Regions from separate parts of the Homo sapiens genome. Here region 1 is linked to region 2. Evidence: read pairs that join two places in POLR2A ChIA-PET (ENCODE). Cell type or tissue: MCF 10A. All regions are shown on one strand. Links, peaks and the distances in the headings refer to the core of each region. The heading gives the core; the rest is flanking DNA.

Region 1 (4,802 bases), core at 1-2,500, 470 kb after region 2:
CCACCTGGCTCCTCTGAGGGTGGAACTCAGACCGGGTGCTCTGGCTTTCCTACAAACAGCTCAGGCTGATTGTAATTCCAGTTACTGAAATCTAGAGGAGCAAATTCCCAGGCAGCAGGAATACAGTGGTGCAGGCATGAAACTGGGAGGAGAGGCAAAAGCTGGAAGGCAAACCTTTGGGAGCAGTGGGATTCAGAGATTAGGAAAGTGAAATGGATTCACACTGATTCTAAAAGCATTTGCTTAGGGAAGTCAGTGTGGGCCTACCAGTGCCTGGCCGCACCCAGCTAACATTGCAGCCCTCTCCACATTTCCTCTCCATCTTCTCTGCTTTATCTTTCTCTTCAGCAGTCATTACTATCCTGCATGCTATCCATTTCGCTTATTTATCTTAGTTATCTTATGCCTGCTTTGTGTACTGCAGTTTCCCAGCACCCAAGCAGCTCCTGGCTCGTCAGAGGAACTCAGTGCCTATTGAGTGAATGAATGAATGGATAATTCACAGACACATGGGAAAGTTTTGCTTTTAGAAGAGCCTCACCACACTCATCACTCCCGGACCTGGTTTCTCTCTTCACTCTCAGAGGAAGAAGGATCCAGAGAGAGAGAGGAGCAGAGAGCCCAGGTGAAAGCACTTCACCCTCTGTGGGGAGCAAGGAAAGTGAGGCCATCAGAGGGAGGTACGGATGGGAACAGCTGCAGCCTGGCAGCTGTGTTTCCTCATTCCTGAGGCCTTCATTCCTCTATCCTGGGAGCTGTGCCCAGCGTCACAGGGGCTGCCCTGCAGCTTCCTTTTCAAGTCCTCCTGGATGCCATGAGGCTTTCTTTGTAGCCCTGTCCAAAGATGGCAGCCCCATTAGCCAGTTGTCTTGTGCCAGCCTTGGGGATCCTCCCTTGAACTCATTATGGGCCAGATTCCAGTGATCCTCAAACCAGACATCTTTGGCCTCTGTGTGAGACAGGCTCCTCTTAAATGTTCACAATCACGCTTGATCTGATGTTTCTGGAATTGTACACGTTCTTGTCTCATTAAGAAAAAAAAAGACCTCCAACCACCTCTGAGCACATACAGCCACATCTTTATTAAAACATCACCACCACCAGGTCAACAGGGGTGGTAGGAGTGGGATGGGGAGAGGCCATATGGAACCAGTCAGGTAAGTGGTGACAACCCTGCCTCGGGCCTCTGCAGCCTTGCAGCTGGCAGCTTTGGAGACCGGCATTATGTTTCACGTCACTCAAGGCAGGTGAGCCGAAGCCACGTCTCGCTGGCTGCCTCTGCAGCTGCTTCTCCAATCAGGTGGTCCTGCCCGCCTCGGCTTGGCGGCTCAGGGTCTTGAAAAGCGGGTGACAGGGGCAATAATCTGCACTTGGCAAAGCAAACCCGAACACATTCTGAAAGGCACAGCTGGACCAGGCTCAGCAGCTTGATTCATTAGGCAGTAATCTCAAGGCTGTCAGCCTAGGCCACAAGGGCATGTCCAGGCAGGGGAGCTGTGTTTTCAACAATTCAATCCATTTCCACAAATATTATTGAGCCAATGTTACGCAAGAGGCCTGGCGAGTGGCAGCAGAGGAAACAAAGATGAGAAAGGGACAGTTTCTGCTTCAAGGACCTTAAATTCTAGCTTCTCTGAGAACCACAGGAGAGAGAAGACCAAGGGTGGCTAGGGTTCAGAGTTGGACGAGAGAACAGACAGTTGAAAACTCAGGACAAATGTCACAGAGGAGGAGTCCTGCATAGAATTTCTTCTTCCCTCGTTTCCTCCATCCTTCCCTGTGGTAGACGGAATAATGCACCCCCATGCCCCGCCTTGCCAAGATGTTCACGTCATAATCCCCAGAAGTTAAATATATTACCCTATATGGCAAAGAATCTTTGCAGATGTTATTAAGTGAAGGATCCTGAAATGGACAGAATTATGCTGAATTACCCAGGTGGGCCCTAAATGTAATCACAAGTGTCCTTGTCAGAGGGAAGTTGGGTGCGGTGGCTCACACTTGTAATCCCAGCACTTTGGGAGGCCAAGGTGGGTGGATCACTTGAGGCCAGAAGTTTGAGACCACCCTGGGCAACATGGCAAAACTCTGTCTCTACCAAATATACAAAAATTATCCGGGCCTCTAGTCCCAGCTACTTAGGGACTGAGGCAGGAGAATCGCTTGAGCCGGGGAGGTAAAGGCTACAGTGAGCCATGATCATGCCACTGCACTTCAGTCTGGGCAACAGAACAAGACCCTGTGTCAAAAATAAATAAATAAATAACTAAAAGAGAGAAGCTGGAGAGGTCAGAGTTAGAGAGAGGTTTGGGGGTTTGAAGGTGCTGCACTGCTGGCTTTGAAGATGGAGGATGGGGCCGTGAGCCAGGGATTAGAAGCAGATTTTAGAAGCTGGAAAAGGTAAGAAAATGGATTATTCCCTTGGAGCCTCCAGAAAGAACTGGAGGAATTCCCCTCCTGCTGACTCATTTCAGACCTGTGATTTCTAGAACTATAAGGTGATACATTTATATCTCTAAGCTGCCAAGTTTGTGGTAATTTGCTATAGCAGCAATGGGAAACAAATGTACTTACTTCCCGCTTTCTGTCCTTTTTCCCTCCTTCCATTCATGTCCCCTTTCCTTCCTTCCTCCTTTTCTTCCTCCTTCCCTCTCCTTTTATCCTCTCTTCCCTCCCTTCTTTTCCTCTCCTCTCCTGTCCTCTTCTTTGAATCTATGTATGCAAACAATATAGGTGGGCTTGTTTTTACTAAAACAATATAATATTACACATATTATTCTGCAGTGTGGACAGGATTATTTTAGGTAGGGCAATGGGTGGAGAAGATCATTCCAGGTGCACAGGTGCCTGAGCAGAGACACACAGATGCGAGAATGTTCAGAAGAGAGTAAATAGAGCAGTTTGATGAGAGGGAGAGGGAGAAGAAGGAGAAGGAGGGGAAAAAGAAAGAGGAGCTCCTTAGGCTACTGAGGACAGAGGAGAGTCAGGATGCCGTGGAGTGAAAGATAGGCAAGAACACAGTGGCAGCTTGTGCTGAGAGGATGGCAGGGAAAGGATGGCTTTGCAGACAAACATGAGGGTGTCATTTCTTTTTTCTTGTTTTTTGAGATGGAGTTTCACTCTTTTTGCCCAGGCTGGCATGCAATGGTGTGATCTTGGCTCACTGCAACCTCTGCCTCCCAGGTTTAAGTGATTCTCCTGCCTCAGCCTCCCAAGTATCTGGGATTACAGGCAGGCACCACTATGCCAGTCTAATTTTGTATTTTTAGTAAAGAAGGGGTTTCGCCATGTTGGTCAGGCTGGTCTCAAACTCCTGACCTCAGGTGATCTGTGAGACTGTCATTTCTTGAACTATAGATTGGGAGGGGTGGGGTGAAGAGGAAGTCAGCATGGCTTTGAGATTTTGAGCACTGGGTACCTGGGATTGGTGGAGCTAGACTCTTGGGTATCATGCCTGACTTCTGTTTGTCACTGCCAACGAACAATCAATCAACAGGATACTGTCAATAAATTCTGCCTAATTATGCTCTCAGAGTTCCTCCTAATCATCTCTTCATACTTATTCTTTAGAACTTGATTCAGGCATCCTATCTTCTGAGAAAACTTCCAGATTCCCTCCTCCTCAGTCTGGGTGAGGTTTCTCACTTAAGTGCCTCTCTTCAATGCACTCATAATATCTTGTGTCTCTCCGCATTTTCACATTTTCTTAGAATTGCCTGATTATAAGTCTGTCTCCTCCACTAGATTATGAAGGCCTTGAGGGCAAGGATTGGATCTTATTAATCTTTGTATTTTCAGTGCTTTGCCCACTGCCTGGCATCTGTTTCGCACAAATCTCTGCTGAAGGGAAGCCTGGATGTTGAACATGCTGTTGAACATGTTTTGAACGTGTTTGACTAGAACATCTTGATGGGAATGTCCACGAGTCAGCTAGAAATGTAGGTCTGGGGCTCTGGGAAGATGTCAGAGATGCAGAGGCAGACTGTGAGTCGTCTGCAAAGAGGTGAAGCAATGAACCTGGCTAGAGAAGAAGACTGAGGGTAGGACCTTGGGGAGTCCTCAGATTTAGAGAGTGAGAAAGAGACACTGGTGAAAGCAACCAAGAAGGAGCATTCAGAAACGTGGGGAACACCCAGGCTGCTAAAATGGCAGACAAACCAAGAACGTTTGAAGAAGACAGGATGGTCAGCAGGGTCAAAGGCTGCCTGGAAGTCAGAGGGATGAGTGAGGAAAGGTCTTTCCTATGGCATTTGGGAGATGGTTCCTGAGCCGTGTGAGATGAGGCAGGTGGACAGGCAATAAGGGATAAAAGGAGATTGAGTGGGGAGGCGGTGGAAGCACCAGTACCTCTTTCGACGTATGTGGAAGGGAAGGAAAGGAGGGATATGAAAACAGGACCTGAGCAAGTAGCAGAGCGACATAAATCTGATTGAAAGGATGTGAGGGGGCTTAATGTGGAAATGACTGAGCATGGACTACAGGCTGGGCTGGAGTCAGGATGAGAATGAGAGATGAAAAAAGCAGAGAGGGCTGGCACCTGGAGTTCATGAGAGGTCACAGCAGGTCTCCGTGGCATGGGACATATCTCCCTTAGTGCACTCCTCCCCAGCCTTACAGAGCAGCATCCATCTACACCAATGCAACCTCATTCCTTCTGATGGGTTTGGAAGGAAAAAGAATGCTTGCTAGAAAATGTCTGTGGGCCCTTTGTTTCCAAAAGAGCCTCATAACCCCTGTTCCCTGATGGACTTCAGGTCTTAGGGACCTGAAGATCTCTAAGAGCAAATTCTAGCCTGTCTACA
Region 2 (8,135 bases), core at 2,872-5,371:
TGCGCTGGGTCCTCCGCCTCTTAGGTCCCTAGCGAATTTCTGCAGGGCTGGGGTCGCATCATGTGTTATTTCCAATTTCACAGCTTCTCCTTCGACTTTATGGAAACCGAGGGTTGGTTGGGTCTTCAAAACTAATATTGTTATTCCCTTATTCTACACACGGGAAAGCAGAAGAAAGTAATTCTCATCTAACCCAGTTCTGGTAAATTAGAACTTTCGAGTCTAGTGCCTCACTTCTACCATTTAGTTTCTTAAAGCTTGGCTAGCAGGAGCTGTATGTAGAAAATGATGTTCTCCAGATTTTTCACAGGGAGTAGAGAATGTGATTCTTATGCAGAGGGGTTTTGGGGACCTGTTGTGGTAACAGTCTCTTCTAAGGTGATTTCTCAAAGGCAATATTGAATTGGAGAATTTTCTGTTATATAGATGTGACCTCAGGTGGAACCAGCTTTGGAAGTAAACTCTTCATTTAGTCAACAAGATTTATTTGCCGTTATCGATGTTTTAACTAATATTGACTTGTAGCTCTTACCTTTGTTATCTAGAGCAAAGAAGACAAAAACTCAAGGAACATCTGTTGAGAAGAAAAACGCTTTTTGCATACAAGCAGGAAAATGAGATGTTATCCAGGTAAGGTCAAGTTTATTTCTTTTCACTTCTGTAAAATTGTATCAGATCTGTCCAATGAAAATGTAAAGTAAGCCATATCTGTAATTTTAAATTTTCTAGTAGCCACATTTAGAAAAACTGCTTACATATTATTTTACGTCTTTTTGTGGTACAACGTCTTTAAAATCTGGTGTCTATTTTACAGTTACAGGACATTTCCATTTGGTCTATCCACATTTCAAGCACTCAGTAGCCACATTGGCTAGTGGCTACTTTATTGGATGGTGCAGCATTAGATCATCGTTTTATTAATTTTTTTTTTTTTGAGACAGAGTCTCACTCTGTTGCCAGGTTGGAGTGCAGTAGCGTGATCTTGGCTCACTGCAGCCTCCACCTTCTGGGTTCAAGTGAATCTCCTGCCTCAGCTTCCCAAATACCTGGGACTGACTACAGGCAAGTGCCACCATTCCCTGCTAATTTTTGTATTTTAAACAGAGACCGGGTTTCACTATGTTGGCCGGGCTGGTCTTGGACTCCTGACCTTGAGATCCGCCCACCTCAGCCTCTGAAAGTGCTGTGATTACAAGGATGAGCCACCGCGCCCGGCCTAGATTATCGTTTTCTACGTAAATTAATTCACAGTCTAAGAGAAAAAAACAATTATAAAGCAAAGTATGTGCATAGACTAGATTATCAACTTACTGTTTACACCACACAAAGGTCAGTCTTTCTATTATTTAGCAAAGCTTTTTACTCAGTGTATGGGGGAGTTCATCAGGGAAGGGTTGGGTGGCCCTCCCAAATGCTTAGAGATTACTAGTTGTAGTCTCAACCCTCCACAGAAATATCTTTATTATTTTGTTAAAATATCTTAGATAGTACATAGCTGTAGCAAAAACAAAAACCCATGAAAGTAGATGAAGCAGAAAGGCAAAAGGTCCCCTCACTCTCTAGGGATAACCAGTAATAACATCCTTACAGGCTTAGGCTGGGTGCTGTGGCTTACACCTGTAATCCCAGCACTTTAGGAGGCTGAGGTGGGCAGATCACGAGGTCAGGAGATCAAGACCAGCCTGGCTAACACAGTGAAACCCCGTCTCTACTAAAAATACAAAAAATTAGCCAGGCATGGTGGTGGGTGCTTGTAATCCCAGCTACTGGGGAGGCTGAGGCAGGAGAATCGCTTGAACCTGGGAGATGGAGGTTGCAGTGAGCCGAGATCGTGCCATTGCACTCCAGCCTGGGTGACAGAGCGAGACTCCGTCTCAAAAAAAAAAAAAATTGTCTCAGGTAAACAAAATTGTATATACCACCCACACACATATTCAGAGAGTGGAAATGATAACGCAAATGGGATAAAAATTTTAACAATAGGTGGATCCTGGGTAAAGAGTGTACAGATATTCTTTGACCTGTTTATATTTTTGCAACTTTGTGTAAGTTTGGCATTCTAAAATTTTAAAAATAATTTCTAACTTTATATTAATAAGTTGCTTTAGTTTGGAATAAACAGTTTATCCTTCACAAATAAATCTTTTATTTCTTTGTTTAAGACAAAAAGGTGATCCTAGGTTTTTTATTTGAATAAGTAAATGAATGGTGATAACCGTATACTGAAATAGGAAGCCTGAAGGAGGAGCTGGGGAATTAGGAGTTCTGTTTTGACTATGTTTGAGGTACCAACCAGACATCCAAGCAGATATGCCAAATAATTGTGTGTCTGAAGTTCAGGGGAGGGGTTGGGGCTGGAAGCATAAACTCAGGAATTGATTAGTATACAGATGATATTTACTTAAAAACCTTAGGATGGAATGAAATTACTAGGGAATAAGTAGAGATAATATGGATTCAGACAGTGACTCTCAACCACTTATTTAAATAAAGAATCCAACAAGGTCAGGGGTTTATAATACTCTTAATAGGAAGAAAAGAAAATTCTAAAACGCTTCATGTGGCTTAAGTACTACATTTATTCCTTTCAGAAAACAGATGTTGGCTGGGTGCAGTGGCTCATGCCTGTAATCCCAGCACTTTGGGAGGCTGAGGCGGGTGTATCACTTGAGGTCAAGAGTTCTAGACCAGCCTGGCCAACATGGTGAAACCCCGTCTCTACTAAAAATATAAAAATTAGCCGGGTGTGGTGTCAGGCGCCTGTAATTCCGGGGAGGGCCGAGGCAGAAGAATCGCTTGAACCTGGGAGGCGGAGGTTGCAGTGAGCCAAGATCAGGCCATCGCACTCCAGCCTGGGTGACAAGAGCGAGACTTTGTCTCAAAAAAAAAAAAAAGGAAAACAGATGTCAATTTAAATGTTATCACCTCAGCAGTGAATCATTAAATAAGACAACCAACCTGTGTTGCAGCTTTTCAGAATTAAACAGTTATATTTTACAATCTCTAAAGTATAGATATCCTAAGACTCATTTCCGATAACCCTTCTGAGGGCAGTTTTATAATAAGACAGAATAGGATTAAGTCTCCCCACTGGACAGGTGAGTAAGATGGGTTCTTCTTGTCATCCTGAGTTTTGTTTTGTTAGCTGGCAGTTAGCTACTAAGATACCCTGTTAAGTGGCACATTTTGATCTTCCTTCACCATTGTTCAAAATGTATAGTACAGGTTGTGTCAAAGTTCTGTTCCTTCTCCAAGCTGACAGAACAAATAGATATGAAAGGCAATGTAAGCAAAATTATTAACTACTAAATTATGTCAAATGTAAAATATATATATATATATTTTGTTTTGTTTTGTTTTTTTGAGACGGAGCCTTGCTCTGTCGCCTAGGCTATAGTGCAGTGGCGCGATCTCAGCTCACTGCAACCTCTGCCTCGTGGGTTCAAGCGATTCTCCTGCCTCAGCCTCCAGGGTAGCTGGGATTACAAGCATTTGCCACCATGCCTGGCCAATATTTTTGATTTTAGTAGAGACAGGGTTTCGCCGTGTTGGCCAGGCTGGTCTCAAACTCCTGACCTGAGGTGATCTGCCCACCTTCTCTACCCAGAGTGCTAGGATTACAGGTGTGACCCACTGTTCCTGGCCTCATTTTTTTTTTCAGAGAATGAGAGATCACGCATTTTAATGTGATCTCTGAACTTAGGATCTGTCTTAAAATCAATGGCATGTCTAATTGACCGTATTTTTTCCTATCGTTATAGTACACAAAATTGTTAAAATCACTTGCTAAGAGATGCTCACAGTCTGCCTTAGCCAGTTTATAGCTGTAAAAATAAGTTAAGTCAGTTTCTTGAGGAGGGATTTTCTTTGCAATACCGCCTAGAAACTAACGTTCTTTTTTTTGAGAGATGATCTCATTCTGTGTCACTCAGCCTCTAGTGCAGTGACGGGATCTTGGCCCACTGCCTCAACTCCCAGGCTCAAGCAGTCCTCCACCCCAGCCTCCCAAGTAGCTGGGACTATGGCACCCACCACCACACCCAACTAATTTTTTATTTTTTTGTAGAGATGGGGTTTTGCCGTGTTGCCCAGGCTGCTCTCGAACTCCTGAGCTCAAGTAATCCCCCCACCTCGGCCTCCCAAAGTGCTGCTATTACAGGCATGAGCCACCACAACCAGCAGTGCATATTCTTAATGTATCCTAATATAAATTAAGCTGTGAATGGCATATGGTAATTTTTGGATCACTTCTGGGAGGGCTCTTTAATAAAAGTATTTTCAATGTAGTACATCTGTTACTAAGTACTTAAAACTAACCCAAGGAGGTATTACTTACTAAAGGTTATTTGAAGACTTGTTTGAATGACTTGAGAATGATTTGAAATAAGATTATTAAGTATTTACAAATTCTATGGGCAGAGAGTGTTAGGACTTTTAGAAAATATCTTTAAATTCCTCAGCCATTTGTTTACACTATTTTTTTTTGAGACAGAGTCTCTCTCTGTCACCCAGGCTGGAGTGCAGTGGCTCGATCTTGGCTCACTGCGAACTCCGCCTCCCGGGTTCATGCCATTCTCCTTCCTCAGCCTCCCTAGTAGCTGGGACTACAGGACTACAAGCGCCCGCCACCATGCCCGGCTAATTTTTTGTATTTTTAGTAGAGACGGGGTTTCACTGTGTTAGTCAGGATGGTCTCGATCTCCTGACCTCGTGATCTGCCCACCTCGGCCTCCCAAAGTGCTGGGATTACAGGCATGAGCCACCGCGCCTGGCCGCTTAGGACAAATTTCAACTCAGGTCTTTTTTAAATTTAAAATTAGTAAGTCAGTTAATTGTTAACATTGCCCTCTTCTTCCTCCCCAAAAGGAAGCCTCCTTGGTACAGGATTGATTGATCATTTTGTTTGTTTGTTTTTAAGTAGTAGAGATCAGAGAGTTGTGACATCTGAGGACCAAGTTCAAGAAGGGACTAAAGTGCTGAAACTTAAAACAAAAATGGTAAGATGTGGACATAGCACTCTTAAACTGTCCCCTTTTCCATTTTGCCTTTCCTAAACACTTTTCTTAAATAATTCTTTCAGGCTGATAAAGAAAACATGAAGAGACCTGCAGAGAGCAAAAATAATACAGTGGTGGGGAAACATTGTATTCCTTTAAAACCTTCAAATGAACTAACCAATTCAACTGTAGTAATTGACACACATAAACCTAAGGATAGTAATCAAACTCCGCATTTGTTACTAACTGAAGATGATCCCCAAAGTCAACATATGACATTAAGCCAGGCATTTCACCTTAAAAACAATAGTAAAAAGAAACAAATGACTACAGAAAAACAAAAGCAAGATGCTAACATGCCCAAGAAACCTGTGCTTGGATCTTATCGTGGCCAGATTGTTCAGTCTAAGATTAATTCATTTAGAAAACCTCTACAAGTCAAAGATGAGAGTTCTGCAGCAACAAAGAAACTTTCAGCCACTATACCTAAAGCCACAAAACCTCAGCCTGTAAACACCAGCAGTGTAACAGTGAAAAGTAATAGATCCTCCAATATGACTGCCACTACTAAATTTGTGAGCACTACATCTCAGAACACACAACTTGTGCGACCTCCTATTAGAAGTCATCACAGTAATACCCGGGACACTGTGAAACAAGGCATCAGTAGAACTTCTGCCAATGTTACAATCCGGAAAGGGCCTCATGAAAAAGAACTATTACAATCAAAAACAGCTTTATCTAGTGTCAAAACCAGTTCTTCTCAAGGTATAATAAGAAATAAGACTCTATCAAGATCCATAGCATCTGAAGTTATAGCCAGGCCTGCTTCATTGTCTAATGATAAACTGATGGAAAAGTCAGAGCCCGTTGACCAGCGAAGACATACTGCAGGAAAAGCAATTGTTGATAGTAGATCAGCTCAGCCCAAAGAAACCTCGGAAGAGAGAAAGTAAGTAGATATAATTTTCTTTATTACATTAGTTTTCAATAAAGTACTGTTTGTAGATTTGGATTATAATTTCCTTGACTGCATTAGAATTTTCTTTCATGGTTTCTCTTCTGTCATATGCAGGCAAATTTATATTGTGGAACAATATGACCTAAAAGTTTTTGTGTTTGAGTATGTTTTATAAGGTTGCTTTTTAAAATCTAAGGTAAATGCTTAATAATAATTGGGAAATACTTTATAATCTCAAATCAAAAAATGCATTCATGGAATCATTGAGCATAATTGACGTTGATATGTTTAATATTTCTTCAAGCTTGTGAACTATATATGCCATTAAAGTAAGATTACTTAAAAATATGATTTTTTCTTTTAACTTTATTTGACAGAGTTCTGTCAGCAATTTCAAAGTAACGTTTATATCTGCTTCTAACTATAGAGCTCGTCTGAGTGAGTGGAAAGCTGGCAAAGGAAGAGTGCTAAAAAGGCCCCCTAATTCAGTAGTTACTCAGCATGAGCCTGCAGGACAAAATGAAAAACCAGTTGGGTCTTTTTGGACTACCATGGCAGAAGAAGATGAACAAAGATTATTTACTGAAAAAGTAAACAACACATTTTCTGAATGCCTGAACTTGATTAATGAGGTAGAGTCTTTATATTTGCTTAGCATTTTATAGTTTGCAAATTACCTTCATAAGCATTATTTCATTAAATTATATTGTCAGTCTTTTTGACCAGGTGATGTTGGTGATACTATGTTGACTTAACATTAACTGTGAGGTTATTTTAACAATTATTTAATTGCGAGATACACTGCTTCATTCATTAATTGTGAGCTTATTAGCCTTTAACTGACTACATTTTGCATTGAGTTCATATAAATATACAGGTTGAGTATCCCTTATCCAAAATGCTTGGGACCAGAAGTAATTGAAGATGTTTTTTGTTGGATTTTGGAATATTTGCATATACATAATGAGTTATCTTGGGGATGAGATCCACAAAGTTCATTTACGTTTTGTTTGTTTGTTTGCTTTTGAGACAGTCACTCTCACCCAAGCTGGAGTGCAGTGGTGTGATCTCAGCTCACTGTAACCTCTGCCTCCTGGGTTGAAGCCCTTCTCCTGCCTCAGCCTCCAGAGTAGCTGGGATTACAAGTGTGCACCACACGCCTGGCTAATTTTTTGTATTTTTAGTAGAGACAGGGTTTCACCATGTTGGTCAGGCTGGTCTCAAACTCCTGACCTCATGTGATCCACCCACCTCGGCCTCCCAAAGTGCTGGGATTACAGGTGTGAGCCACTGCGCTCGGCCTCATTCATGTTTTATATACAGCTTATACACGTAGCCTAAAGATAGAATACTTTTTATAGTTTTGTGCATGAAGCAAAGTTTGTATACATTGAACCATTAGAAAGCAAAGGTGTCACTTTGTCAGCCACCCATGGGACAGTCTGGTTGTTTGGCAACACCATCATTCCTCACTCTGAATTTCCATGCTACCAATAAGCAATTATTCTCTTACATTTATTCACACATAATTAATTAACAGTTTAAAAAAAGACACATTAATACAGTGAAAAATATGTTCAGAGTAATTAAGCAGCACAGTAGCATCATCAGAACGCCTGTATCAGCTGTTAGACAATAGCAACAACAAACAGCAGCACGTTTTCAATCTCCATCTATGATGTTGTGTTTAATTAAGAGGTATTTTACACCGTGTTTTATTTTTTTAGGTGAGAAGAAACACCAGAAGCAGTTGAGGGACCAGGAAGTGGGTTCTCTAGGGATAAGGAGGCATTCTGCTGGGTGGCTTTTTAAGATATTTACTTCAGAGTCATCTGCCTCATTAGCAATGGTTTTTGTCTTAGAAGTTTCTCTTTGATTTTATAAAGGGACATGATTTCTTTTTCTGTTCTGGATAAATGCTGCTCTAGTTCTTCAGTAAGCCTGTTGCATACTTTCACCTTGTCGCCTGTAGGTACATTTTCTGCAGTGTTAATGATGGTCATCTGCATTGTGATGTTGATACTCAAAAGTTTTGGATTTCAGATTTTGGATTTTCAGATTAGGGATACTCAACCTGTATCAAAGGGATAATTGGGTTTTTTTACTGAATTACAAATATTTGATTTCTCTGAGCTAATTAATATGTAATACACTGAGGTGATATTTACTTACTGCTT

The links. ChIA-PET counts read pairs that join two places held together with the same protein. Peaks named below come from ENCODE experiments on the same cell type or tissue, not always from the same donor. Only the 100,000 strongest peaks of a DNase experiment are listed, where the experiment ranks them.
Region 1: POLR2A ChIA-PET joins it to region 2 with 5 read pairs; 3 of 35 experiments call an interaction of 5 or more read pairs at or near these places.

The regions. Positions count from the first base shown.
Region 1 is chr13:52,924,683-52,929,484 of GRCh38, forward strand. No RefSeq gene overlaps it. Among named protein-coding and RNA genes, the nearest start is that of PCDH8, 78 kb to the left of the region's middle. RefSeq lists an enhancer at 801-1,301. In MCF 10A, for the core only: no CTCF peak of the experiment used is centred there; DNase peaks (open chromatin) are centred at 1,479 and 2,459.
Region 2 is chr13:52,455,978-52,464,112 of GRCh38, forward strand. CKAP2 (cytoskeleton associated protein 2) reads left to right here. Exons shown (of 9, transcript NM_018204.5): 2 at 546-630; 3 at 4,922-4,997; 4 at 5,081-5,949; 5 at 6,386-6,590. Among named protein-coding and RNA genes, the nearest start is that of CKAP2, 4.6 kb to the left of the region's middle. In MCF 10A, for the core only: no CTCF peak of the experiment used is centred there; a DNase peak (open chromatin) is centred at 3,944.